Regions from separate parts of the Homo sapiens genome. Here region 2 is linked to region 1. A link is a loop called in an ENCODE intact Hi-C map of the cell type or tissue named here. Cell type or tissue: Calu3. All regions are shown on one strand.

Region 1 (8,000 bases):
ATCTGTAGAATTTACACCTGCAAGCCATATTCTGAAGGGATCCTGGATACTGGTTGCTAACTTTTAAAGCCATCAGGCTCAGAATAAAAATGCTTTAGAGTAGCTGGTAAAGATCCTGAAGTAACTAAATAAAAAAGGGAAGCCCAGCATCACTTACTAATGAAGATGTGCAATTGCAGTTGATCAGTTGTTCAAGAACTGTAAATTATGTGGACATCATAAATGAAGAGAGAAGAATATAAAAATGTCAGCAATATGTTATAACTAACTTAGTCCATAGAATAGTGTGTATACCGGAATAGTGTGTATCCAGGAAATAGAAGTAGGAAACCAAAGTATCAGGGAAAAGGAGAAGGACTTTATAAATATACTTAAAATTGTCAAATGAGGCTAATGTAACACTTCACACTGGGTACCAGTATTGGAAGTGGTAGCAGGAGCAGCAGTAGTAATAGCAGGAGCAAAACACATAGCACTTCCCACATGTGAGATGCTATTCTCAGTATTTCACACCTACTAACTCTTTTAAGCCTCCTAACATGAGCATTAAACACTATGAGACAGTGTTGCATGATGAAATAAACTGGGGAAAACTCTAGATAAACTGTCACTTTCCTAGAAGGGAATACATCATACTAGCAGCATTTCTTATATATCTGTTTGACAAAAGAAATCTTTTCATGGTACTTCTCACAGGGCTAGAGATTCCTGGAATACTCCATTGGAGATATTGATCTGATATTTGTAAAAGGGGTTTGAAAAGTAAGAGTGTCCTGTTAATCATCAAATTATTGAATTTCAGAATTCTTAGGTTCTCTTATTCCATATAAAATATTTAATACAATGTTTCAGACAAATGGTCATTCAAGTATTGTTTAGGAGCCTGCATTGGCTAGAAGTGCAGTCTCTCAGAAAGATAAGGCATTTCACCATGGAAAGGCAATACAATTCATTGAAAACACTTTTTTTTTGTATTAAAGTAGTGTTTTTCTTGTATAAATCTCATTCACTGACTGCCTGACTGCTGTAATAATGTAAAGTCCTCTTATAACTCCAAGTTACAAAATGACAAAAAGAAAAATTAGAATAAGGATGGAAAATTTTAGAGAAAAGTTTAAAATTAATACAGTGGAACTGCAGTGGGTCGAATGGTGGCCCTTCAAAAAGATATGCCCACCCAGGACCTGTGAACCTGTGAATGTGACTTTATTTGAAACAGGGGTCTTTGCAGATGTAATTCAGTTAAGGATCTCATAATGAGATCAAGCTGTATTTGGGTGGGCCCTAAATCCAATGACAGGTGTCCATAAGAGAAAAGAAGGGACAATGATACACACAGAAGGTGACGTGAAGACCAGCAGAGACTGGAGCGGTGCATCTATAAACCAAGCCATGCCAAGGATTGCCAGTAGAAACTGGGAGAGGGGCATGGGAGGGATTCTCCCTCAGAGCCTCCAGGAAGAATTAGCCCTGCTAACACTTTGGTTTTCAACTTCTGGCCTCCAGAAGGGTGAGAGAGTAAACTTCTGTTGTTTTAAGCCACTTGGTTCGTGATAATTTTATAGCAGTACTAGGAAACCAATATAATGAGATTAAAACAAATATTTAAATTACCAGAATAAAATTAGATCATATCAAACCCAATTGCAAAATGACCGAGGAAAAGATGACAAAAAAACTGAGGATACAATAAAATCAGAAAATAAAGGCAGGTGAATATGGGAATGCTGAATTAAAAGGGCAAGGGAGAAACTAAGTTAAGTGGATGGTTAGGAACCTGTACGAAGGAGATAATAAATATTGTCTCTATTCTATTGTAATATAACTAATAAATAGTAGTTAAGGAATTATTAGGATGTTTAAGGAATTATCAGGAATAAGAATGCTACTTTATGTTCTACTGAGTTAAATAAATACGACACAAATTATCCAAGTTTCTGTTTCTACCCAAAATACTGACTAAAAATGAAGGATAAGCATGTTGTTGGATGGTGAATAGAATAATGGGGACAGTGGGTGACAGGAAAGAGACCACACCCAGGGAGAGACAGCCTAGGCTCTGTTCTGGCTTCTACTTCTTCCTGCAAGGTCAAACTTATGGCTCCAATGACAAAAGTAGCCTTTGTCAATCTTTGAAGAATTGCTACACTATTTGTCACCACACTGAAAGGAACATGCTGATCTACACTTTGTTTTCAAACTCACCCATATTCCCATGCTTTTCCAGTTTCAACTTAGCACTCTAATATCTGCTGTGTCTCCTGTGAACCTTAGACTCTGACTTCTCTTATTTAGCCCCTTCTGAGGCTATTTCATGCAAGGCATGTGCAAAAGTACAATTGAGAATGACAAGCAAAGGGTCCTGGCTTCTAGGGCTCCAGCAAACAATGCACCAGAAGAAATTAAGCCTATATACAAATGCCTATAATTCTCACATCACTATATTCTATGTGAACTATGAAATGGAGTATTAATGATTCATAAAATTCTACCTTCAATCCAGACCACTCTCCTCAGTGCCAGCTGCATCCTGAACCATTGAATATCCGCAGGTACCTAAACACTGTGCAAAACTGAATATATTCTCTTTTCTCTTAAATCTGTTCTATCTCTTCTGTTTCCTGGATTGTTAATGGTTTTATCACTTGCCAGTTGTCCAAAGCAAATACTTATGTACCATACTTGTACTAATTTGATTTCAAATCCTTTATCCAATCAACTCAACCTCTAAGATATACGCAAACCTGCCACTATCCTTCTCTGCTGTCACTATGCAACTCATGTTCAAAGCATGCTTATCCCTCTCACGGACATCTGCAATAGCCTCCTAACTCATCTTCCCTCTGTGCATGCCTCCCTCTAGGCCACTCCTCAGGAACAGTCAGTGGTCTTTTAAGACAATGTAAATTAGTTCATGCCATTTTCTGTCTGTAAAACTTCAATACTTTCCTAGTGCAAATATCAGAATCCACTTACTATACTCACAACACATTGGTCCTTTTTCAGTTCCTTAAAAATATGAAGTTCTCTAATGCTTATGAACCTTCACACAAACGACCTCTTTGCTATGCAGGTTCCCTATTGGCCACCACCCCACACCCTGTCAGCTCTTGTAGATCCTTTAAGTTTAGCCTGACTGTCACTTCTTCAAAAAGCCCTTCTCTGACCCTGAAGGCTAAATGGCCCTGCTCCCATTTCCTTGCACTTATGCTTCAGCTTCATAAGGATTATCAAAATTTGTGATTATTGAAGGTGTTTGTTTTTGTCTGTTCTTGTTCACCAGATTGTGTATCTTATTCACTATTATAATTCAAGTATCTAGCACAAGGCCTAGCACATACTAAGTACTGAAAATATTTTCAGGATAAAGGGATGAATGAATGAATGAATGAATAAATGAATGAATGAATGAATGAAGCAAATCCAATGAGGTCACAGGTAAGGAACGGATGGCTTCAAATATGATCTGTTCAGTACATGCTAGTGTTCCACACGTCCTGAAATCAATGGACCAGACGCTTCTATGTCTGAAGCAGGCAAAAGAAGGACACTGTCACTACCTCCCAATTCTTCAGATATAGCCAGCAAATGGGATCATCTCCACAACTGAAAACTTCTATTCTGAAATATTTCAGACTTAAAGTAGCAAGGAGAGCAAAAGGAATTCCCACATATTTTTCATTCAGACTCCCCAAATGTTAACATTTTATGATGTTTGCTTTATCAATCTATGTATTTTTCCTGAGCCACTTGAGAATAAATTGCAGACATAATGCCCCTTATTGCTAAATACTCAGCACACGTTCCTGAAAAACAAAGGTATTCTCTTCTCTTATATAACCACAGTACAATTATCAAAAGCAGAAAATTGCATTGATGCGGTACTATTTTTTAATCAAGAGAATTTATTCAAAATTTGCCAATTGTATCACATCTTTTATAGCAACATATATACACACATATTTTATAACATATACAAAATATGTTACTATACACACACACATATATATACATACGTGTGTGTGTGTGTGTGTGTGTATGTATCTTCCCAACCCCTGTTCTAGGATTCAATCCAAGACCACATGTTATATGTAGTTGTCACATCTCTTGGTCTCCTTTAATCTGAAACAGTTCCTCAGACTTTTTCTTTAATGACACTGAAGGTTTTAGAGTATAGACCAATTATTTTGCAGAATGTCTTTTAGTTTGGGATTGTCTGATGTTTCCTCATGATTAGATTCCACTTATGCTTTTTGGGGACAATAATACCACCAAAGTGTTGGTTTGTCCTGCTTGGAGCATTATATTAGGAGGTACATGATATTTATTTGTCCCATTATTAGGGATGTTAACTTCAATCACTTGGTTATTACTATTACCCTTTTGTAATTAATAAGTTCTTACAGAAGATACTTGGATATTATATAAATATAGTGATAGCCATTTAAAAAAATTACCCAACTCTACTCTGTGGCCCAACTAATTCTCTACAAATAAAAACTTGGCAAAATATTTAAGGTCTGCTTATGGGTCACAAAATAGCTAAACATACAACTTTTCCTAATGCACCAATCTGTTAACATTACCTTACCTGCTTCTCTCATGCAAACAAAGGAAAAAACCTAAGATGCTATTTTTAAAAGAACATTATAAAATCTCTAATTTCATTCCTCATTCATCAGATGAGAAAGCTAAGGTCCAGACAGGCTAAGTGACTCGCCTAAGGTCAGACAGCTACTCTGGCAGACCTCAAAATAATTATGTGTTCATTGTAGAGCAAGAAATGCAAAAGTCAATTTAATGCCCTTCAAATATACAAGCCCTACAGGTAAACCTAAAGCAATCTAAGGCAGGTTTGAGATGACCATTTTGGAAAATAATGGGATTTTTACAAAGATCCATAGAACATCTTTCATGGAGTCACTGAAGTTTCTAGAGGAAGCCCAAGAGCTCCCTGCTATGCCTGAGTTCTCTCTTTGTTCTTTTTCTTTCTCTCTTTTCTTCTCCCTTAGAAATGCTCTTAAGTCATTCCAAAGACAAAGATAAAATCCCATCACTCTGGGAGAGAGGCTGAGAGACAGCCTACAATGGGCCCCTAACTTTAAAATGTTATGCTCCTTGCCCAATACTTTGGACACTTGCTTAATTCTAATCAATATCTTTTTAGATGTTACTTTGAATTTGCATAAGATAGTCCTGTCATAATCTTATCACATTGTACATACTTGAAAAAATAATTGGTAAACATTCTACGAACATTCTAACCTAGAGTAGCCCAAAAGTAAGTGGCCACTACAGTGCCCTGGGGCTTTCTTTTCCAAGGTGACTAGATTATTTAAAAATAATAACAATAATAAACAGCAGGTTTCAGGAGTTGAAGTTCTATTCTCAACCTCTACTCAGAACACAGAATGGTTCCAAGCTTTACCTTGCCTGCTCTGTATCCTCCAAGGACTTTTAGAAGTAATGGAGATGCCATTTCTGTCCAACCCAGTATCCCAAGGTAATAATGCTTGGCAAATGTTATTTTTAGATGATAGCAGCATACCTAAAGCTATGAACCAAAGGTAAGCAATATGAAGACATCTTGCACAATCTTTCTATACAAACATGCAGCATTTCCTCCTTACCACTTCCTGGGATGTATAAAATGCATAAAAATAGAAGCAGTCTTTCTTTAAGGGTGAGCTTTTATCAAGACTTGGTATAAAAATAAGCAAGTTATATTTAAAAAATCATAAAGGCAAAGATGTACATTGCTATGAGTCATAATTAGTAAATGTATTCAAGCCTTAGAAATATAGGAAAGTACTGTGTTAGAATAAGAGTTAGAAGTAGCAGCAGTAGTAGAGGAAGTAGAAGTTGTAGAGTCAGCAGTAACTTTTACTGTTTACCATGTAAGAGCACTATGCTAAGTGCTTTATATAGAACACCTCATTTAGTCCTCAGAACCATCTTAGTCTTCCTCTAACTTTATACAAAGTTAGTATAAAGTAAATAAAACACTGGAATGGTATCACAAATTTGATCTAAGATTGTAATCCTTCTTTGCAGTAACGAATGACTAATCTTGGAGTGTTAACCACTGTGCAATCATTACCAACCTACACCCCTTCTCTCCTTTTGAGTTGCTTTACGAGGGAGATCTTACCTGACCACTCTATATAAAAATATGAAACTCCTCCAAACCAGACTTGCCTGAGTTTCCCCATTGAAATGTAAACTCCATAAAGGCAGGAACTTTGTCTTCTTAATTGCTATATCCCAGAACCAGAACAGTGCCTTGTATGTGTTAGGTGTTTAATATATATCTGTTTAACGAATGAATGAATAATTGATGAACAAAACCAAACGATAACAAATATAAAATTTTCAATGAATTGTTTGCTTTCCCTTCACAATTACAAAAAAAAAGTTTTAGTGGCTTGATTCAAGTTGTCAGAATCTCTTAAAAAGACTGGATAGGGAAGTTTGAACTCATGAGTTTATTTGCTGAAAAATTTATCTGGGGCTAGCATGGATATTCAAAGACATTCTACTGGCTATGCTTTTTTTTAAGAAAAAGTCCTGTAATTCCCTTCTTAGTTGTCAAACAAGTTGAGCATTAAATACTTCATTAAACATGAGACATAATTTTAAGTTAGACAACTTCATTCATTGCCGGGCTACATTCTCTGAGTACCTCCATGTACTAAACACTAAGGAATTGGCTGGGAGTGAACCACAGAGTGAAATATGAGGGTTAGTGACCTTCCTACCTAATATGGGACATCTGTTCTCCCTGTCTGCCCCACTTCTCCCTCCTAGGCTCTCTAGAGCTAAGTGAACAACTCAAACAGGATTTTTCATCTAACTGACCTCCCTGGCAACTTTTATTATCTCTTGCTGCTGGGAAGGCAAAGAAACAGAGCTTCGAAAATTACATGTTTCATGCTGGGGGAAATGTCATAGCTTCAACAGAGTTTTAAGATATTGGTAGGAAAATTGTTTTTTTGGAGAAAACTTCCATTTTTGAATGAGCAAAAATTATGCCTATTTGAGAATCTAAAATAATCAGGTAATCTTGGGCTAAAAAATAACACCATAAAATCTAATAGGTGTTTAAAGTTTTAACATAAAGTTCGCTCTACTTTCATTGCACGAGCTTAGGCATACATCATTGATCACTGTGAGGAAAACATATATTAAGTTACTTAAATAAAAAATATGTCAGTTGATGTGACAGATTGTTTGTTTACTTGAATTGAAATGTATAAAACTTCACTGATGTTGTTGAAACCCAGAGCATTACCTGTTCCCCTTTCAGTTTCTGCTTTCAAGGAAAAATATAAAGTTATATTAAACCGACGCAAATTCTGTTTTCAAATACCTCTAGATATCCCAGTGTTGCTTAGGCTAAAGATTCTAAGAGTAATGAAATTGTATTCACTTCTTCCCCAAAACACTTATTTAAAAAAAATAAAGTGATATCAGATTAAGAAAATAAAATCACACCTTCTTGATGACATTTTTCAATTTTTTTGTTACATGCTCTATCTCCAGGAAGATTATGTAACATTAAACGATGAGAGAAAAGGTTTTCGACTTAGACTCACAGTCCAACCATAACATGCTTTTGTTTGCATGCTAATCTTTTGTGATTAGTTGTAGCACACAGCTCATTCTGAAAGAAAGTGGCCAATGTATGGTTTTAGAAATACTAGCATCCAAAAAAACACATTAGTAATGTCAAAATTCTTAAAGTAGTCATTGAAATAGACCATAAGCAGATTTGAGATACTAGGCTAACTGGAGAGCTGTGTACCAGCCCTGCTTAAATACTATTACTCAAACAGAATTATGACCTCACACATTACATGTAAGTTAAAAAGAGTTTAGTTAATATAAAAGTCAATGAAAAGTATGAAATGTAAATATTAGCATATCTTTTACGTTTCTGCTGGATTTTTGGACATAAACATAATTTTTAATTTGCCATAAAGATCTATAATTAGACATGT
Region 2 (8,000 bases), 78 kb after region 1:
TAAATGAGCTACCAAAGTCACAGAACTGGCTACTGGCACTCATGAATAACGAACAATGTTCTTACTCTTAAGGGAAAAAAATATAAGAGTTAATGTCTTATTTCTCAAAAATATAGTTCTTGGAGAATGCCAGAGTGACCTGAAGCAAGGTGATATCTGCAATTTGGAAATTGGTGTGTGGGCTTTCAGGACTGTGATGGCCATTAACTATGGCAGGTAGGTGAAATCTGTGATGTCTGGACCAGGAGCCACTATTTCCAGAAGCAGCACAGAAGATCACCGTGGCTTCTGATCCCTCACTCCCTTTCATACTTCTATGGCAAGATCATTTGAGACTTTTTTTTTTTTTTTTGAGACGGAGTCTCACTCTGCCACCAGGCTGGAATGCAGTGGCACGATCTCAGCTCACTGCAACCTCTGCCTCCTGGGTTCAAGCAATTCACCTGCCTCAGCGTCCTGAGTGGCTGGGACTACAGGTGCACACCACCACACCCAGCTAATTTGTATATATATAAATTATGTGCCAGTCCCTGTTCTATGACCTTAGTATATATTAACTCGTTTAAGCCTCATGACAACCCTATGAAGTGGGTCTTATTATTTCCATTTTAAAGAAGTTAAGGTACAGAGGGTTTAAGTGACTTGAGCAAGGTCACAGAGCTGGTAAATAGTGAAGACTGCATTCAAACCTAGGCAGCCTAGCTCTGGAGTTTCTGTATCATTGATTTTCAAAAAGGCATCATAAGCCAAACATGTAAGAGCCAGCAGCTTGTACTGCTGCCTCTGCTCTAATGGATCTGGACACTTAAAATCAAAACAAGACAACAGCATGGCTATGGCCTCGAGAGTCTGGTATCCAGAAGCTGCCTCTATAGGTTTTAGCTCACCTTCTATACCTCTGCTCCAGGAATGTATAGATGGTGGCAAAAATCAGGTGATGCTAATATCTACCATTTATTAGTATGGACAAAGAGCCAGACACTGTGCTAATGTTCCACAATATAGTCTCTCAGTTAATCAATACACAGAAATTCTGGAAGGTGGATGCTAATAACACCCCCAGTAACAAAGGATGGACTAGGGTACACTGCTAAGTAGTGAGAAAAAGCACTGAGCTGTGCAATGCTAACTACAAAACTAATTTTTTAACCACTTATATTGTCTGGCCACCCACACATGCATGTAAGAGCATGCCTGTAATGGGGTAGCAATGCAGGAAATATAATCCAACAATGTCTCCATATGTGCCTAGGAAATGAGATGCAATTTTTACACAAAATAATGTAAATGAATTTATGATAAGGTTTATTGCTATCATTAGTGATGGTTTCGCTGATGATGGTTTATGTTAGGATTATTATACACACACACACACAAACAAATCACAACACAGAAAAACAATCATCCTCTATAAATTATTTAAAATAGCAACATCCTGCTTAAAACCCTGTTTTCTACACAAATCTTAATGAAGACATTAAGGGAAAAGACAGTATAAAAAACAAACAGAAGCAGCATTTATTACATTAGTTTGGGGTCATTTCCTGATATTTTGCTATGATTTTATTTTCTAATCACGTTAAAATCAAAGGCACACTAATGAAAGATCTAAAACTCTATGTGGAATGAGCTTCCTTCCTTGCTTGGAATCGTAGCATCCCAAGGTTGGCAGAGACTTGAGGGGCCATCTGCAGTGTCTGCTTGCCCTTTGCCCAACTGGGCCCTTCCGAGAAGCTCTTTCCCAGGCTCTCCAATCACCTCAGCTGGTCCTCTCTCATCCAGGACCCAGACAGTCATATGATAGCAACCCTGCCTTAAGCCTTCACATCAAGGTCATATTTCTCCTTTCATTTGATATTGACAATTAAGAGTGCTTATCCTTCTTCAATCTGACCAAGATTATTTCTCTTTAGCCTACTTCATCTCACTTCCTCCCTCCATTGAGCATCTGGCATGATCCATAATTGTAGCCAGCCTGGCTAAAAAATAAATCTTCTGATAAAGTGCACTGATTTAATGAATGCATTCCTACAAGACTGCTAAATTAGTTAAAAACATACAATGCTTCTTCTAGTTATGGAAACACATATATGGAAGTTTTATAAGGATTTGGTTTAAAGCTCAGTTTCAGCGTTTATTACTTACATGAATTTGGACACCTGTCACAACTCTCAGTGTAGCTTCCTCATCTGTAAAATGGGCATAATACCTCTCACAGCTTTGTTGTGAAATTAAAAATAAAGCATGTAAAACCTCTAGTACATCAACAAATATCACTCTAACATTCATTCCATGGCTACTTCACCAACATGCTGATTGACATATAAATCATACAAAGATGAATTTGCAGTCATGGAGTACAATGAAATGTGTAGAATAAGAGATTAGCAAACCATCAACTTTTTCCTCATTGTAGTGAGAGAAAGAAACTACAGGCGTGGTCCCAGGAACTATGTTTGGACAGTCTAGAGAGGAGGAAACTAACAATTCTAAAGAAATTTACCATTAAATGAATGTAGGTGTTTCAGTATGAATTTCTAATGTCTAACATTAACTTTAGCTTATATTTTTAGGAGAAACATACAGTTTTGATTGTCACATGTTAAATGGAATTTCACTTTATTTTAGCTTCTAGCTGGCAGTATCTTATTACAGAGGCATGCTGTAACAGTTAGTTCACAAGCTACTTATCTCAACGTGTTTATTTGAATTCTCTTCAACTCTTTCGCGATACGGGTGTGGGGTTCAGGATTTCTAAGGGAGTCAGCGCTGACTATACAGAGAAAAATCCCCAAGGGAGAAAGTCAGGAGCTGCTAAGAAGGTCAAAAAGAACACAGGGGAAAAAAAGAAAAATGAGTTATGCCGGTGTTCTTTAAAATTGAAGACAGAAAAATTCTTGGCTGCACTTTCATTCTATTTCACCTTACAAAAACCTCCTGCTATTCCACTCTGCTCAAAGTCTTCTTTCCAAAGTACTTTGAATTAAAACATGAAGTAATCCTTACTAAGTGTCCATAGGATCTCTTCTTTATCCTTCGCTGTGTAAGTGGGGACAAAAAGAGCTACCCAGTATTGTTGCTGGACACCAGCCTTGTCTGTCTCCTGTTATTTTCAGAAACCTCAAGGCTGCATTTTCACCCATGTCCTCAGAATTTCTTGTTCTTCTTTTGGCTTTTTACAATGCTTCTAGTAGCAGGGGCCATGGAAATAAAGAAATGAAGGAGACAGGGCACATCTAATAAAGACAAGAAAGAAATAAACACATTTTCAAGAATGCCTGAAAATTTCACCATGGATCCATTCCTATCTTTGATACTCGGTAGCTGATGGTTGTAAATAAAGGTAGACTAGAGCCTCCTTTTCTTGCACAACAGGTTTTTTTGTTTTTCCTATTTATGATTGTTTAAATTGGTGTTTCTGTTTTCCAGCATGAGGTTTACATTAGTTTTTTCTTTTTTTTTAGATTGTCATCCCTTTCATCTATTCGTGAGGTGCTGTATTACTCATGAATTTTAAATTGGAAGGCAGAAGAAAAGAGGTAAAGAAATAATTGCAAAGAAAAAGCTGTGTATTTTCCAGTGAATGGTAATAAAAAACTCCTTAGAGGAGAGAGTAACTACATGGCTGACACTAAAATATAATCAATACTACACACTGATCACCCAAATAATGTTACAGTTGAGAATCTGAGATACATGGCAAAATAAAGATGATTTCACAACTTTGCACTTTTCAAAATTATATGACATGATTTTGTATGCCATGGCTAGGTTCAGTTTTCTATCTTGATTAATACATTATATCATTTGTGCCAGTGTATGTGGGTAGGGTGAGTATTTTCATCTCCATTTTACAGATTAGAAAACTGAGGCTTATTAAATTGTCCAAAGATTTGCACAGCAGCTTGGACTGAAAGTCATGTTTTCAAACTTGATGCCCATACTGCTTCCTACCAGTAAGAGTAAGAATTTCCATCACTGCTGGCTCTTTGCCAGCTATTTCGTGCCAAGCAAGCACTGAGCTTGAAGTGCTTTGCCTGTGTTATGACCACACAGAGAGGAGGTAACAAAGCCAAGAATCTGGATCCAGATCTCTCTGATCCATGGGCCCAAACTCTTAACCAACACACTCTACTTCTATACCCTATGCCTGGGCATTCTCAGAGCATGTTAAATTTACATAACATTATCACAAATTAAATAACAGCCAAATTAAAACCTTTGCAAATGAAGATTAAACATATTTTTTTTTTTGCCTTTCAGAAATGTTATTGAAAAAAACTGGCAAGAGACATGAAGTATGTTTGTTCTTGTGCTTCGATGGTGATTAATGAACTCCTTTTGGGAGAGGCAAGATCTGTACTTGGCATTAATATTATAAACTTTTCTCATCCCAGTAGCTTCTCTTTAGGTGGGGAAAGCAGTTACATAAGGCAGCGATTAATGAGATGCCACAAATGTTGACTTAGTCCCAAATAGGGATTTTTTTTCCTCCCTCAAATCTGAGTGCTTCACCCAAATTAATTTTAAGTCACACTACAAATATGAGTAAAGTGCCGACTCGAGTTGAAAATACATCATATGCTCAACCTGAGTCCATATGCTTTTCCCCCAATTTCTTCCTGTTTTGCTAGAAAAAAAAATCCTTGAACAGTTTGAGGTTCCAAGAAGGTGTTGCCATTTCGTTTTCTCAAAATCATTGGCCAGATTCTGTTCTTGGATACTGCTTGAATTTAAATGGAAGATGCATAAAATATTTAAATCTGGGATCCCCAAAGCATGGCATTACAGTTTTTTGAAATGGCAAAGTTTCTTCCTCTGGGAGTGAAAAGCTATAATGTTAGGCCTATAATGGTAGGTGGAGGTAGAGAAATATATGTACACTTTCATGTTTTGTTTATCTAATCATGTTCACGTCCTCTAGACAAACTGAAAGAGTAATTCTTACTCCCAAGAAGGAAAGCTCTGTCCTGAACTGAAGACATCACACGATTTTGTTGGGGCATTTGATATAAGAGGTAGCTATGATCACAACGGTTAATATCTGGACATCCAGAAGCACGTTCTGTGAACAGATCATAAGGGGCAACATGCCAGGCAGGAATCCAAAGTCATTATTCTACCTGCTTACAACCGACTTCTCCAAGAAAGTCTATTTATTAAACACCTAATATTTTCATGATGACATATAAGACTTGCCAAATTAGAACTTGAAAGTGTAGAATCTCCACACTGTTTTTGAAATGAGAACATATCTACTGCATACTTCAAATAAAGTAGAAGTTGAAATTTTCATACTTAGATGAAGAATTACTAAAACTAAAGCTCTTTTAAAATAATAGGTCTAGTCTCACTCCCAGGAGCAGCAGAGTAAATTAAGATGAGGAGGATTTGTAAAATAAAGGGAGACACATATGTACAAAAGGAAATAAGAACAACGGGAGGAGCTACTCTGAACTCAAAAGGCAGAGCCATAGAATATTTTTCTTCCTACTTCTGAAAATCCTTGGGGAAGTTAGGCTTAGTTTGTCATATTTTACCAAAAAAAACAAAACAAAACTGACTATTTCAATATTAAGTATTTATATTTGTTTAAAACGTAATTTCCTATATATACAGAACATGTATTGTGACATGCTTTGCACAAGATAACTTACAATTTTAGCAAGCTATGTGTATAATAAAGCACAAAACAAAAAGTACACAATATAATTGTGGTTGTTATGCAATAACAAAAAAGATAAATTTAGACTGGGTGCAGTGGCTCACACCTGTAATCCCAGCACGCCGCAAGGCCAAGGCGGGAGGATTACATGAGGCCAAGAGTTTGAGACCAGCCTGGTCAACATGGTGAAACACTGCCTCTACTAAAAATACAAAAACTTAGCTAGGCATGGTGGCACACACCTGCAATCTCAGCTACTTGGGTGGCTGAGGTACAAGAATCGGTTGAACCTGGGAGGCAGAGGTTGCAGGGAGCCAAGATCTTGCCACTGCACTCCAGCCTGGGCAACAGAGCAAGACTCTGTCTCAAAAAAAAAAAAAAAAAAAAAAAGATAAATTTAAATTCTGTAAAATCTTGTAATGTAAATCCTGAAAAACATTTTAATGTACATTTGGAATTAGTCACAGAATTAAAATCTATTCCTTAAATAAAAATAAGTTAAATAAGTTATTACTTAAAAATAAGTTAAATGGCCAAATGCTACAAAAATTAAACAATAAAATTATAAGTAGGTGTTTAATAAGTCAGAGGAGGGAAAATTTTCTAAGCATAAAAGCAGTAAAACAGATCATAAATAAAATGTCTGTAACTTTGACTCCTGGTAAATTTAAAACTTTATATAGAAACAAATACACCAGAAAAAAAATATAAAAATATTTTCGATAAATGTAAGATTGATCTCTCTCACACACACACATATATTCTTACAAGTAATTTAGAAAAGCACCAAATCTTGAATAGAAAGAGGGAGTAAGCATAATAGATAATTCTCAGAAAAAAATACACATAGCCAAAAACATTAAAATAATCTATCTCACTAAAAATCAAGGAAGTTCATATTATGGTATCAACTACTATGATATGATAGTAAGATACTATTATTTTCCTATCTAATGACTTATAGTGAAAAGAACAATACAAGGTTGGTGGGCATAAAATAAGACATATTCTCATACCCCAATAATATGTGGGGACATAATTCAATGTAACATTTCTAAAAGGTAAATTTGGCAACATCTACATCCAAAATCTAGGAGTTCATATGCTTTGACCCAGATATTGTACCTCTATGACGCCATTGTTAAATAATAATCAGCCATATGGAAAAGTATGTTCATGCACAGATGTTCCTCAAAGCATTTATAAAAATAAAAATTAGAAAGACTAATGTTCAACAATAAATTATACTAAAACCCACTTCCTTTTTTCTGAAGAGTATTTAATGACTCAAGATTCAAGTGCGGCTAGGGTGATCTTTTCAACCAGTCCTAGCTGCCCATGTCACTCCTCTGGATAAAACCTTTCCAAAGGCTCAATCTGTTCATCAGAATAAAGTCCAATTCCTTGATGTGCATCAACCAAGATCCTGCCTTGGTTTTCCTTCCATTCTCTTTGTGAATGGCTCTCCTGCTCCAACCCTAACCATCCTGTGCCTTCTCCAACTCAGGGCCTTTCTTGGAGCTGTTCCCTCTGCCTGCAACCCTCTTCTCTCCATTTAGATGCTGTTGATCCCTGCTCATATCCTGGATTCCAGGTTAGACATCATTTCCTGATGCTCACATATCTAAAGTCTATGCCTCTTTTAAGTATACCCTCTGTATCTCCCTGATCTCAAATCTTCACCATTACCTTTGCTCCAGGACATAGGGAGTTGTGTGAGGGAAAACACATCTTGTTCATTCTTGTACACTTAACACCAAGTCAGTATACTTGTCAAAGAGTTGAAAGAACAAATGAATCAACAAATTCGCTCAATGAAACAAAATTAAGTGATAAAAGGAGAATACCAAACTGGAAACATAGGCATTTAATAAACATGTGGCTGCACATAAAAAATAAACATATGAGGAAAAAAGTGTGTAACAAAAGTATACAGGGTGATTAGCTGAGTGAGAGGATTATAGGTAATTTGTCCAGAGAACTTTTTCTACACTTCCTTATATTTTCCGAATATTTTAAGATAAACTTTACAAAATGCAAAACTCTAGCAAAAGAAGCTCAAGTGTCATTTTTTAAAAAGTGTATGCTGCCTCATTTTTAAATAATACTTGGACAACAAATATCTATTGTATTTCTGTCACTACTGCAGTTATCCAAAAGCCAACACTGCAAAATAATCTGAAGGTAGTTTTTCAGAACTGCATGATATTTAAAAACTATATATTGATTCAAATAGTTAACTCCTTAAAATAGCTTTTAAAAAATTCAACTGCATTCAAGTTTAATATTTAGACTGGCAGAAATTATTCTTTCCATTTCCAAACTGTTAAGCAGA

What was found. A loop is a pair of places that touch in the nucleus more often than their neighbours do. Peaks named below come from ENCODE experiments on the same cell type or tissue, not always from the same donor. Only the 100,000 strongest peaks of a DNase experiment are listed, where the experiment ranks them.
Region 2: it touches region 1 in a loop (2.9-fold over the local background); 2 of 110 quality-filtered maps call a loop at or near these places.

Annotation. Positions count from the first base shown.
Region 1 is chr1:107,588,041-107,596,040 of GRCh38, forward strand. All of the region lies in intron 25 of VAV3 (vav guanine nucleotide exchange factor 3), which reads right to left. Among named protein-coding and RNA genes, the nearest start is that of MIR7852, 310 kb to the right of the region's middle. In Calu3, no CTCF peak of the experiment used is centred here; no DNase peak of the experiment used is centred here.
Region 2 is chr1:107,666,237-107,674,236 of GRCh38, forward strand. The region is part of intron 19 of VAV3 (vav guanine nucleotide exchange factor 3); the gene reads right to left. Among named protein-coding and RNA genes, the nearest start is that of MIR7852, 230 kb to the right of the region's middle. In Calu3, no CTCF peak of the experiment used is centred here; a DNase peak (open chromatin) is centred at 3,995.